Regions from separate parts of the Homo sapiens genome. Here region 2 is linked to region 1. A link is a contact called in ENCODE Hi-C or POLR2A ChIA-PET data. All regions are on one chromosome and are shown on one strand. Each heading gives the region's core, a stretch centred on a gene start or an enhancer-like site at or near the end of the contact. The rest is flanking DNA. Distances are from core to core; before and after follow the strand shown.

What was found. Hi-C counts contacts between places; a loop is a spot of excess contacts on that map. ChIA-PET counts read pairs that join two places held with the same protein, here RNA polymerase II (POLR2A).
Region 2: a map of gastrocnemius medialis shows a loop between it and region 1 (2.4-fold over the local background). The contact joins two enhancer-like sites. A Hi-C loop is called at or near these places in 1 of 168 maps with a recorded cell type or tissue (gastrocnemius medialis). POLR2A ChIA-PET finds 5 or more read pairs at or near these places in 1 of 52 experiments (naive thymus-derived CD4-positive, alpha-beta T cell).

Annotation. Positions count from the first base shown.
Region 1 is chr11:19,215,191-19,222,160 of GRCh38, reverse strand. All of the region lies in intron 1 of CSRP3-AS1 (CSRP3 and E2F8 antisense RNA 1), which reads right to left. Among named protein-coding and RNA genes, the nearest start is that of CSRP3, 17 kb to the right of the region's middle. Within about 2 kb of position 2,925, at least 5 of the 41 ENCODE cell types and tissues checked have a DNase peak (open chromatin) inside an H3K27ac peak, as active enhancers do; they include gastrocnemius medialis, where a contact is called at or near this core.
Region 2 is chr11:19,693,914-19,700,883 of GRCh38, reverse strand. It overlaps a transcript of NAV2 not described here. Among named protein-coding and RNA genes, the nearest start is that of NAV2, 15 kb to the left of the region's middle. RefSeq lists a silencer at 2,988-3,151. Within about 2 kb of position 2,808, at least 7 of the 41 ENCODE cell types and tissues checked have a DNase peak (open chromatin) inside an H3K27ac peak, as active enhancers do; they include gastrocnemius medialis, where a contact is called at or near this core.

The DNA.
Region 1 (6,970 bases), core at 1,676-4,175:
ACACAGAAACTATGAGACAATAAACATGTATTTTAAGATATAAGTTTGTGCTAATACTGTTATACAGCAATAGATAACTATTATAGCCACATAAACCCCCATTGTTCACAAAAGTCTTCCAGGTTTGTCCTATTATTGTTCATTGGTTTCACAGGCATTCATAGAAGGAAACATCGCTAAGACGTGGTAATTCCAACGGCTTTAATGGGAGAAGCACTCTCCATTTGTTTTCAAAGCTGGAAGCAACTTTAAAGATACTAGGTAGTAGCACAGTAGTGGACAAAGTTATCTGGCCAGCATGCAATGGGAAAAGTTTCTTTTCCCAAACTGCCTCCTTATTTCCTCTAAGGAATGACATTTTCCATGTTGGATGGAGCCCAGTGGACTGTAAATGTAACATCCAGCCTGGGCCAGCCCCCCGGGATTGGATGTTCCATCTCATCCTAGCAGTGTTGTTCTTGCTGTCTGTCCCTGCTGCAACTGTTGCTGAGGCTCCTGCTTCCCAGCCTCTGAAGTGGCCATGGCACCAGCCCATCTTCAAACCAGATTTTCAGCCATCCGCTGAGTCTGGGCCTTTGCTATCCTTCCAAGAGTTTCTTTTGCTTAATGTTGCCAGTCATTTCTGTGGCTGGTAGCCAAAGGGCTCTTACCAGATCACAGAAGGAAACCCAGAGCAAAGGCTTCCTAGTTCTCAGACTAGTTGTTCCCTGTTCCCTGGGCCTGGCAAAAGTCAGCCAAAGAATGAATAGAAAAGGCCTTCAGAAATGCTTATCTCGCCAGGAAATGCAAGCAACTCACCTATGCTCAAGTGGATGTAAAGTACAATTTCAGATACCAGAAAGGGAAGTAGTTGAACTAATAGATTCAAGAAACCCAGGAAACTCAAGCAATAGAATTTGATGAAAAAAAAATTTGTTAATCGACTTTAAAGCAAGTTCTCTCAGTCTTGTCCTTCCCAAGTGATTAGTGTTTCTGAAGATAAAGGATAAAGAGATTTTCAGAACTTAAAGCAGATAAGCTGCCTGAGCAATCCTACTAATTATATAAAAGAATGTGAGTTGACTGCAGATTCTTTACAGTACTTATCAGTAGTAGTTTTCATATCTTGAGGGCTTAAAATAAGAGATAAGCTCAAAGGAAATGTGTTATTATTTTAGGTTGACAAAAGGTATCAATTTCTTAGTCAACTTTTTAGGAAGTAGTTTTACATTTTAGTCTCCCATTTGAGTGAACACAGGCCAGTGACTTGCTCAATCAAATCAGCGGCTAAATGAGGACTTGTTATGATTGTCAACATTTTGTAGAAAAATGTAGGTAAGGAATATATTATCGTGTCCTCCAGCAGTCAAGTAATCAAGTGCATTTTTAAAAGGCCCTGTATATACTGAATTCTTTTTCAAGTATTTACTAGTTTTTACCATATGCTCAGCACTGTGTCATGCAAAACAATGCCTATATTATCCTATTTTGTTTCATAAAAATATCCTCTATGTGTGAATCTTCTAGAAGTTCATCGTGAATAAGAACAATTTTGTTACTATGAATTAAAATCTTTCTAAAATGATAATATAGCTCCCCATTTCCTAAATAGAGCACTGTACTTTGACTATAATTTAAACTTTTCTTCACATTTCAGAAATTCATGAGCACTGTTGCTTTGTTAAATTCAAATTCAACAAACACAGTTTAAGCCACCTATGATACCGTAATGCCTTCAGGGGCTAATAAATGTATAGGTCCACATCTTTTTCAAATTAATGGCTCCAGAATATTTTCCTTTTCAAGTTCTTTTTTTTTTTTTGTGGTTGTCTGTCTCCAACTTTGATATCAGCTTCTACTTGTCTTGCCCCTCTATCCTACCTTATGTATTATTTATATCTCAGATAGACATGTATATGTATATATGTTTTTATATGACTTTAAGTACATATATCTAAAAATATTATATGTAGCATCTCTTTTGCTTTATATGAATATGTACAGATATGTATTTATATGTAAAGATTCATGAGTACATATATATGTTTGCTTCCCTCCTATATGGCAAAATACCTTTATGGAATTGTAATTTATCTCTTCTGACCCAGGAAAATTGAAGGATCCCCAGGGAACTCATGTTACCAAACTCACTTTTCTAAACCAATAGATCTTGCATGTCCAAGTCAATAGATTTTGGTCTAACTGCCTAAGAAGGGCTCCATCCCTCTCCTGCAGGAAAAGGCTATGAATTGATGGCAGATGTTTCCCATGCCAATCAGTGTTTTTTATCACTATCCAACAAACTGGAACTTGTCAATACTTGCAACTAGGACCACGATGAAATGCCAGGAATGCTAAATATAAATTACATACCTATATTCATTATCAAAATTCAACACTTCCAGCGGCGTCCAAGGGAGAGAATACACTCATGGGCTCTTAGTTTCTATTTCTAGTTGAACCAGTAAAGCCCCTTTCTCACCCCTCTTTTCTGCTTATCACTAGAGACAGAAACTAAAAACCATAGCTTCAGGCTGCTCAAAGCCTAAAACTAAACAAAACAGAACAACAGCAAAATAAGGCGGGTTGAACAAGTTGGAGTTTGATAAAGTCATTTCTACCTGGAGACATTCTGAGAAAGAGGACAGGTCCTATATGACCCAGGGGAACAAGTGGCACTTGGGAGAGAAAAGGAATAATTTTTATTGAGCATCTACTATTATATCTACTTCCAAAGAGTATTGCGAGGTAGTTATTATTGGCCCCATTTTGAGGAAGTTAATTTCAGAAAGCTTGAGGGACAGACCCTGTGCAGCGCCAGCGTGTGCGTGCAGCTGTGCCTGGAGCTGAGGCCCGCACTCCAGAGCTTGGGCCGCCTGGCATCGTCATGCGTGTTCAGACTGTGGTGAGGCAGGCTGATTCCAGATTGTTCATGGCAAATGAGAACAGTGCTTCCATGGCATTAGTCCCAAGGCGTGGCCGCTGTTGCTATTTCAGGCTCTAAACTTGAGGTGATTTATTCCGTATCAAGTTGCTTAAGCCAGAACATTTCACGAAAACCCCTTCATGTTATGGTTGTGATTTTGAGCACCAAAGAGGAGTTTGCACACCATGTTGGAGGGAGAAAGGAAACAACCACCATTCCTCTCAGAAGGCCAGGGCAATGTGATGCAATGACGACACAAAAGTGTCCCTGACTCCAGCTGCCTGGCTGTCCTCCAGGTTTTGTCCACAGCCTCCTCCTGAGGGCGGGTCCTGCTGAAGAGCAGCTGCTCCAGCCCTGTCACCAGAAGCTTCCATGCAGACCCACAGAGGCACCAACCCCCTATATATTCCTCTACCACCAGCTCCTCCCGCACAGTCCCTCTGTGGTGGCTGGACATGCTCAGCTTCTCAGATTGTCCGGTTTGCGACTCCGATCTTCCAACGAGCCCTTTCCAACCTTTATTCCCCCAGTTTCTCTCACAATTGTGTAAGATCTGATTTCTGTAAGAAATCATTTACTTCATAACTCATAGAGATTCCGCTTCACCTGATTAAGCCCTGGCTATACAATACCATGTGGCACTTTTGAGAGGAAATGGGGCGAAAAAATTTCCAGAGAGAGCCAAGGGCCATCCACTTCCCAGTGCCCAGAGAATACGATGTGCCAGCAAGTTGGCACTTTGCAAGTTCTGAGCCATTTTAGTTGCCAGTATTTTCATAGCTGCAAATCCAGGAGCTGAAACATTTTAGGTCAAAGCACCCTTTACAAATGCCTTGCATGGAGCTCAGCCACTGCCAACTGCAGCTATCTGACCTGTTGTTGTTAACATGCTCAGAGGCTCTGCATCCAACATCTCACTTGACTCAACTCAGAGAAGTAAGACATGCACAACCTAGGAGCCAAAATCTGGCTTCAAGCCCCAGTTCAGACTCGCTAATAAGGCACTTAACCTGTCAGGGCTGGTTTCCTCTTGCATCCTTATAGAAGTGATCCCAAGGAGATGATTTCTGAGGTCCTTAGAAATAAATTTTTATGAAAAGCAAATTCAAACTCTCTGGCGATTCCTAGCACATAAGCAGAACCTGCGCTCAACCAAAAGAGTTTTATCAAATGTATGGGAAAGAGCTGATCCTAGGGAGGAAAGGAGGCTCTTAATGAAACCACTAATCTTCGGACTTGAGCACACATGATATTCCTCTTGGCAAACACTATATAAGGCAGATTTAAATTTTATTGCCGCTATTATTGCAAGAAGTTGTTATTTCCATGAAACTAATCTTACAGATTGGGAGACCATCCGTTCTCCTTTTGGTTTTAATATCTTGACCTTGCTATCAGTTACATATTTTTAATCTTCTCTGGGACCTTTGTCAAGATGACCTATGTGATCTACAGCTTCAGCTGAAATTTTGAGAGAAATGAATAGAATGGCACCTCATTAACAAGCATCTTTGTGAATGGGATATTCTGAATAATATAGAGCCTAAGGATCTCAGGGCTGGAAAGGACCCTGGAGATCGTCTTATCCAGGGCTTCACAAACTTCCAAGCTTAACCCTGACTTTGGGCCCCCAAATCAGTCCCAGGTTGGCTGTATTAGAAACACCAGAAAGCATCTTTGACAGATTCTTGGGCTTCTAATGGAGATGGGTCTAGGGTAGAACCCTTAAATCTATATTATTTCAAGCTTCCCAGGAAGCCAGCCATGGTAGCTTACACCTGTAATGCCAGCATTTTGTGTGTCCGAGGCAGGAAGATCACTTGAGCCCAGGAATTTGAGACCAGCCTGAGCAACATAGTGAGACCCATTTCTACAAAAAATATTTTAAAAATTACCTGGTCATGGTGGTGCATGCCTGTAATCCCAACTACTCAGAAGGCTGAGGTGGGAGGATCACTTAAACCTAGAAGGTAGAGGATACTGTGAGCCATGATTATACCACGGCACTCCAGCCTGGGTGACAGAGTAAGATCCTGTCTCAAAAAAATTATGTAAATAAACAAACAAAGTGTCTCTGGTAATTCTGATTTGTTGCTAGGTTTGATGACTAATGATCTGGGAAAATCACTGTCCAGTATTTAAATTGCCATTACAGAACTAGTGCTAAACACGACAAAGTAAGCCCATTACAGCCTATCTCCTCCACTGATTATAACTAAAATCTCTGGGCAGAATACAAACACTATTACCTGAGAGAAGAATAGCTTGTATGCCAGGGAGCTTACTGGGTTTTTCTTTCCTTCTTTACCTCTTGGCTTTGACATTGGAACCACCACCCTCAGAAGGCAAGACACAACTTGTGGTATGAACTTAACCAGCCTGGTTGCCTACCAAAATAAACAAAAGTCAACATTCTCCGGATTATTTTAACAGCACCTTTGACTTGTTTCCAGAACATACAACAAACTCTCAAAACTCTACAATAAGAAAACAATCCAATTTTTAGATGGATAAAAGATTTGAATAGTCACTTCACTGAACAAGATGTATAGTTAGCAAAAAAGCACGTTAAAAAATGCTCAACATCAGCCGGGCGCTGTGGCTCACGCCGGTAATCCTAGCACTTTGGAGGCTGAAGCAGGCCGATCACAAGTTCAGGAGATCAAGACCATCCTGGCTAACACGGTGAAACCCTGTCTCTACTAAAAATACAAAAATTAGCTGTACGTGGTGGTGTATGCCTGTAATCCCAGCTACTTGGGAGGCTGAGGCAGAAGAATCACTTGAACCAGGGAGTCAGAGGTTGCAGTGAGCTGGGATAGCGCCACTGCACTCCAGCCTGGTGACAGAGAGACTCCGTCTAAAAAAAAAAAAAAAAAAAAAAAGCTCACCATCATTATTTATTTATTAGAGAAATGCAAATTAACATCACACTGAAATACCACTACACATCTGTTAAAATGGCTAAAACTTAAGAAACAGCAAAATGAGATTGATCACAGCAAACGCTGGTGAAGATGCAGAGCAACTGGACGTGGTTAGTGGGAACCCACAGGCACTTTGAAACATGATTCGGGAGTTTCTTATGAACTTGCACATAGACTTACCATATGACCCAGAAATTCCACTCAGATATTTACCTTCAAAAATGAAGAGTTATGTGTACAAAAAACAATGCTGTATATTAATATTTGTAGCATATTTATTCATAATTGCCCCCAAACTGGAAACAAACCAAATAACAGCCCTTTATCCTGCTTGGTGTTCTCTGAGCTTCCTGTATTTGTAGTTTGGTGTCTGACATTAATTTTGGGAACTTTTCAGTCTTTACTGCTTCAAGAATTTCCTCTGTTTCTTTTTCTCTCTTCATCTGGTGTTCTCATTGTATGTTCTTTAAATCTTTTATAATTGTCCTACAGTTCTTGGATATTATGTTCCACTTATCATAAGTCTTTTTTTCCTTTGCTTTTCAGTTTGGGAAGTTTCTATTGACATAGCCTCAAGCTCACTGATCCTTTCATCAGCTGTGTCCAGTTGGCTAGTAAGCCCATCAAAGTCCTTCATTTTGATTACAGAGTTGATTTCTAACATTTATTTTATATTCTTTCTTAATATTTTCATCTCTCTGCTTACATGACCTATCTGTTCTTGCATAGTGTGTACTTTTTCCACTAGACTCCTTAATATATTAATCATAATTGTTTAAAATTCCTGTTCTAATAATTCAAACATCCCTGTCATTTCTGAGTCTGATACTGATGCTTGCTCTGTCTCTTCAAACTCTGTTTCTTGCTTATTAGCATGTTCTTGTAATTTTTTGTTTAAAGCCAGCTATAATGTACTGGTTAAATTAACTCAACACTAGTTCCCACTGAGATTTCTGCTCCAGTAAATTGTGGGTTCTTTGATCCATTCTCTGCCCAAATTGGGGAGAGCGGTTTGTCCTGTGATTTCAATTATTTCATGGAGCTAAGAAGAGCTGTTAGTTTTCAGTTTGTTCAGCTTTTTACTTGTTAGGATAAAGTGATGACTTTTTTTTTTTTTTTTTTTTTTTTGACAGTTTTG
Region 2 (6,970 bases), core at 1,559-4,058, 480 kb before region 1:
GCCAGTCACTGGTGATAAAATGTTAGTAAGAATCAAAATTCTTTTCTCGTGGAGCTTCCAATCAGGGAAATTGTAATTACATAACCACATCAGTGAATGTATAATTACTAAGTGAGGCAAGTGCTATGTTAGCAGGTAAGACATCTTAGACCCCTTTAGATGTTTGGGGCCAGGATCTGAAAGGCAAAGAGGATGACCAGGCAAGAATAGGGCTTTTGCTTCTGCCTGCCAGTGTGCTTCGGGTGGAGGTCTGGGCATTGAGGGGTAAAAATCTGGGTCCCCAACCCCACACTTCTCTGTGTAGAGTAAGAGATAATGTCAGGGTTTCGGTTGCTCTTTTGGAAGCTATTTAGTGAAGTAGAGTCTCACAGATGTTTGCGCTTAATTGGTTGTGTGATCTTGGCCCAGTCACTTAACCACTCTGAGCCTCAGTTTCTTACCTCTGCTGGTAATAAGGCCCACCTCCTGGATTTAGGGGGAAGATTAAAGAGAGGCAGTGGAGCTTACTGGTTAAAAGGATGATTTTGGAATTTGATTGCATACGTGTGACTGCATGGGTCCGAACTGTGCCACTTACTGGCAGTGTTACTTTGGACAAGTTACTTAATCTCTCTGTGCCTCAGGTTTCTCATCTGTAAAATAGAGTTTATAACAGTCCCTCCCTCATAGGGTTGTTGGAATGATTAAATGAATATAGGTAAAACACTAAACCAGTGACTAACACATGGCCACCACTATTATTATGATTACCATATTTCCTGGAACACATTAAGTATTCAAGCCACAGTTCCTCTCCCACCTACCTTAGGGCCACTGCATGATCCCTTGCCATGGATATATCTGAATGTGTGGAAATTTCCATTGCTACGACACTAAGTGAAGGCCCAGAATCTGAGGCTATGAGCCCATTGGGGATCCCTGTCCCTCTGGCTCACGGGGATCCTCCAGCATCTTGGGTAAGGGATCTGTATGTGCAGAGCTGGGGCATCCACAATGGACCAGGCAGGAAAAGGAAGCTAGAGAGTGTGTGATGGAAGCTCCCTGTAGACACTTTACTTGCAGTTTTGCAGGCCAGGAGAGGCACAGAGGGGCTCAACTTTTCTCATTGCAGTCCTGGATCACATCTGTCCACATCTGACCTCTTGCCTAACTAACTTGGTTCACAAGGAAATGCATGGTAAGGCTATGAATGTCTGTTATCTCAAAGTCGTCTATTCAAGGTGCTGCACTACTCTTCTACTATGGAGTATCACATATGGGATAAAAGCAGATCCCTACCCCTCATCACCAATAGCTGCCTTTGCCCCAAATATACGAGGTGCCCAAGGCAATCATCTCCAAGTGAGATGCCTTTTCTTGGAAAACAGGCTTTGCTTTCAGTGACCACCTCTTCATACTGGTATCTTTCTGACTCTTCAAAATCCATAAGTAAAATCAAGGGGATACCAGGATCAGCTCAGGTGCTATGGTAACCCAGGCACAGGAAGCCACTGAGGCTGGTGGCAGCATTTGGGGTAAGAACTAAACAGTTATGCACCAGGGTCTTCATCCCATTTAATTGCTTCAAACAATGCTTGGAAGTAATATTTTCCCCTCTTTTACAGACGAAGAAACAGGTACACAAGTGGTAATTTGCCCAAGGTCACAGAGCTAGGAAGAACCAGCATTCAAATTCTTAATTGTCTGATTCTAAACTCCATGCTTTGCTAAGACACTCCATTTGACATCAGCAACCTGGCACAGAATTCCTGACTGTGCTTCTTGTTTGCTGAAGATTTCAGCAACAGTGTTACTGATTCACTGTGGGCCACAGAGTGGGGGCCCTAGGCCAGTTGCCCTTCTTCACGCCTTTCTCTAGCAGGTGGCTGGAAGTAGGATCTGGAACAACTGCAAAAGTAGCTAGCAGTGGTCTTCTTCATAAGGCAGGGGGCTAAGTCATAATGTCCTGGAGTTCAGGTATGGAAAAGGACTTCAGAATGTCTGGAATCCTCTAAGTGGTCTTCTCCCTCCTTCTCCTTTTTCTTACCCGCCTACACACACACATACACACACACTCTCTCTCTCTCACATGCACACACACACGTGAGCACTGTCCACATGAAGCTTGCATCTGGTGGGAAGGCATGCCAACCGAGGTGTTGAAATCCATGGAGAGTCATGATTTGGCACCTGTGGAGTACTTTTCAGCACTTTGGAATGACAGCTTACTCGTCCACACAAACCCTTCCAGAAAGGTTGTGTCTGTGCCATTGTGGAGAGAGGAAATCAGAGCAAAGGCTATGGGTGGCCGTGGCCAAGCTGGAGCTGAACTTTTCACCTCTGCTCTGTGGTTGGAGCCAGGAGGCCTCTCACAGGTAGCTCCTGCTCCTGGTTGTGCTCTTCACAGTCCGGGTGACCTTGGGAAAGCCACTGCCCTTTTCAAGCTTAGCTTTCTCATCTGCAAAATAAGGGGTTTATTCAATGGCTCTCCACCAGGGCTCTCTGGGCCCACGGGGATCTAGAATTCAGTAATGGCAGTTAAGCAGGCATAATAACAGCTGCCATTTACTGAGGGCCTCCGACACATTTACTAGGTCCCTTGTGAATTATATCCCCAATGCTTAAAACAAAGCTGCAAAGTAGGGATGGCCACCTCATTTTACAGATGAGAAAAGTGAGCTTCCTAGAGGTCAAGGGGCTTGCTCAGAGTCACGTGGTAAATGATGGAGTTGGAATTCAAACCCTGGCTCATGTGTGTAACGATTACACCCCGTTCTCTCCTGGATTACACAATGAGCAGGGAAGTGGGTTTGCAGCTCCTCCATGGCAGCCCCATCAGCACTCAGCCCTGTGCTGTGATGAGTGGGTTCTGAGCAACAGTGTAGTGAAGATTCTGGTGGGCTTGATGATCTGAGTGGGCACAAGTGCTGGGTAGGCAAGGCAGCTTCCAGGGAAGGAGGCACAGAGCCAGCTGCTCTAGGACTGACCCCAGCGTTACGATAACGTGTCAAAGCAAGAGTTCAGTGGGAAAAAGGAGCAGGAGGCCCTTCTCACATTCCTCCCCACTCAGCACGGAGCTGCTGTCAGAGCCAATTGCCATCACAAGCATCTGCACCTTCCCTGCTCTCTTCTGAAGACAATGACCTACTTTTTGTTGTGTAGAAATGTATGCTAAGCCCCTCCCAGCAAATGCCTTCACAGTCTAGTTGTTACAGGTGGTAACTATTCCAATCACCTAACTAAAACCCAGTGTCCCAGTCGGGGTCCCCAAGACCCCTCCTGCCCCATCCTTGCCTCCCTCCCTAGTTTTTCTTTTGCCACCTGCACCAGCCATCTCCAGACATGCCATGCCCTTTAATCTTTCCTCTATAATAAAATCTGAAATAAAAAAAAAAAAGAACTATCTTGTCTCTTCCTGCATTGCCCTATTCAGGAAGAGGCAGGACAGTTCCTTTTTTTTTAAATTTCAAATTTTATTATAGATTAAAGGATATATGTGCAGATTTGTTACATGGGTAAATTGTGTGACACAGAGGCTTGGGGTCTCAACGATCCCATCATCCAGGCCAAAAGCATAGAACCCAACAGGTGTTTCTTCAGCCCATGCCCACCTCCCTCCCTCTCCTGTCTAGCAATCCCTAGTGTCTATTGTTCCCATCTTTACCACCATGTGTATTCAGTGCTTAGCTCCCTCTTATAAGTGAGAACATGCGATATTTGGTTTTCCATTCTTACGTTAGTTTGCTAGGATAATGACCTCCAGCTCCACCCATTTGCTGCAAAGGGCATGATTTTGTTCTTTTTTATGGCTGCATAGTATTCCAGGATAGTTCTGAGGTAAGTACAGCTCTCTGAAGGCACACCTTCTGTGGTCCTATTCTAGTTCCACAATGCTGTGTAACCTCGGGCAAGCGACTCAACCAATCTATGCCTCAGTTTTCTTGTCTTTGAAATGTGTACAACAGCACTATCTATATTGTAGGATTATTGTGAGGATTAAAGAGGAAAATCATATCTTAACACTACTTATAAGAAGCTCCCTAGGTGATTCTACCGTGCAGCCCAGGGTTAGGAACCACTGAATCAAACTATCATCTCCAAGAGGGTGGAGAAGGTGTCTTTTTGTGCTTAAAGTCCTTGGTGCTTAGAGAGCACAATGCCTGCTGCAATGTCAGCATCTTGGGAATAGTTTTTGAGTGGATGAATAATTCTATTTATTTGGAAGATTAAAATGTAAACAATCCTTTCTCTGAAGCCAGACAGCCAGCCACTATCATCAAGAACCAATTTCAAACCAGAACCAGTAAACCATGATCCTGATCATCAAGATGTTATGCTGGCTGAGGACTCCACTGTGAGACGCTGAGCTGAACTAAGCTCTGCCTTAGTAAATACGGTTGATATTTAATACTGACTCCTGGAAAACTAGGAACAATAGACTAAATGAGAGTCATGCAACACACAAAAGAGAAGGAGACTTCAATATGAGATAGATTTTTGGGCAGGTCAGTGTTTGGACATTTACTCTAGGATTCTTAGGTTTTTGTCAGGCTTCCAAGTTTCAAGGCCCATGCCAGGTTCAGACTTGAAATGGACAAATGCACTTCCTGAATCCTCACACCTAATTCCAGATGGGAACACTGGGAAATGTTTCTGACCAGCTGTACTGCTAGGACAGAAATTATTCTTAGCACAATGGCGTTGGTGGCAAGCCAGTTTATTTTTTTTATTTTTTTTTCCCGATGTGATTGATGTTCAAGTAGGCTGCCGAAAAAACCAGGAGAGCATTTCTATGTATGGAGGAGAAGGTTATGGGGGCATGATTCAGCATCTCAGTGTCATGTAGCATTTTGCTTTTTCTCCTGTGCTATGTCCTAGCAAGCCAAGCCTCATTCAAGGAACCATTAGCATATGGAGTAGAATGGGATTCAGTGAACAAGGCCTTAGTCAGGATTAGAAAAAAAAAAAAGCAGGTCATCTAGTGTCTTTATTTTATTTTATTTTATTTTATTTTATTATTTCATCCAGGCTGGAGTACACTGGTGTGATCCCAGCTCATTGCAACCTCCGTCTCCCGAGTTCAAGTGATTCTCCTGCCTCAGCCTCCTGAGGAGCTGGGATTATAGGCACACACCACCATGCCTGGCTAATTTTTATATTTTTAGTAGAGATTGGGTTTCACCATGTTGGCCAGGCTGGTATTGAACTCCTGACCTCAGGTGATCTGCCCACCTCAGCCTCCCAAAGTGCTGGGATTACAGGCGTGAGCCACCATGCCCGGCCCATCCAGTGTCTTTAGACAGAACTCAAATGGTAAACCAGAAGGGACAAAACTCTTTATGACAATAAGGAACACATTTTCCAGCTTGCACCCTGCAGCCAATCAATCCCAGGACAGCTAGGCTGTATTAAAATGCATAGAATGACCTGAAGTCAGGATAGGTCATGTGACAGAAAACAATGCCAGGTAAGGCAAAATCTAGAAAAAAAAAAGGCTGGGAGCAAATATTCCTCAAAGTCCACTCTGTGCCAGGTATTGTCATTCCCTGTTTACGGATGAGAAAACTGAAGTACAAAGAAGTTAAATAACCACTTCCATTATTAAGTGGCTGAACTGGGTTTTGAACTTGGATTGCAGACTCCAAAGTCTGTATCTTTCCCACTATGTCATGTTTTGGACCGGAGAGTGCCGACTCAACTCCCTGAAGGCCACCTTGGGTTGCCAGATAAGAGCAGGTAACTGACTGCACCTGGCCAGGGGAGTGAGCAAAGAGGCAGCAGTGGGAGGTGATCCCCTAATCAGGTGTTCTGATGCCAGTGTGTCCCTTGGCCTGGAATACTGGGAGTACATTCCCTGATCCAAGCCAAGTGGTGGCAGCTCTCTCAGGCAGTGGCACTGGATAGCACTTTGCTGCTGGCCACTGAGGTAGAGAGTATCAGGTCACACCCGCCTCTGCCAAGGGAACCTTGAAAGGGAAAACAGGCTCCGGGGACAGTGGAGGAACATGTCAGCAGATCCCACCGAACTGGGCCCAAGAAAGGCCTTTTTTCCAACCTAGAGAGGTACAAGGGAGAGCTAATGTGACAAGAAGTCCTAGCTTGCTGCCAAATGGACTTAGACGAGCAATAGCTGTTGGTCCCTTGGGTGGTCCCTGCACCCCTAGTCTATCTGCATGAACCAAGCTGGCTCTAAAATTTCATTCTAAGGAAAAGAGGGACCAGACACCACCAGCTGACCCCAGTGACTAAGGGCATTGGAAGTGACAGTGGGAGTTCTACAGAATGGCCAGTTCAGGATAATAGAGTTCTGGCCCTATCTCTTTATGACCAGAGGTGGGTTACTTTCATCCTTCCGAGTCTCAGTTTCTTCAGTGTAAAATAGGATAAAACTAATACCTCCCTCCAGTGGACCCTGAAGATGCTCTGCCCAGAGTACCATAGGTCCCTGTTCAGCGGCCCTCCCCTCCCCTGGCTTCCCTGTGCTTTGCTTCTAATGATCGGCACCTGTGAGCTTGCTCGGAGGCCTGCCCCTTCACCTATGCATGCAGAGAGCTGGTTGTGTCTGAGGGTTGACTCCCTGGGCAGCCTGTGGGTATATGAAAACCCAGCTCATTTGCCTTGCAGTGGGTGTAATTTAAGCTCCAGAACTCCCCACACAGTGCAGCTGAGGCTGGGACTCTGCCTGAAACCTCATCCTTGCTTGGCTGTATCCCTGTCCCTGTCCTACTCTCCTCTCCTTTACTGGTTTGTCCTGGGAGCCCTTCTTCAATAAGTCACAAATCCTCATCTTAGCGTCTGCCTCTGTGGAACCCAACCTGAGACACCACCCTGTTGGGTTATTGTGAAGATCAAATGACATCATTCATGTAAATTGCTTAGCTCACACAGGCAATAATCAATAAATGGCAGCTGTTTATTTTTAGATGGAACTAAATGAAATTGTCTATAACAACTACTTTTGACTCAAAAATGGTGATTTCCTATACATCGG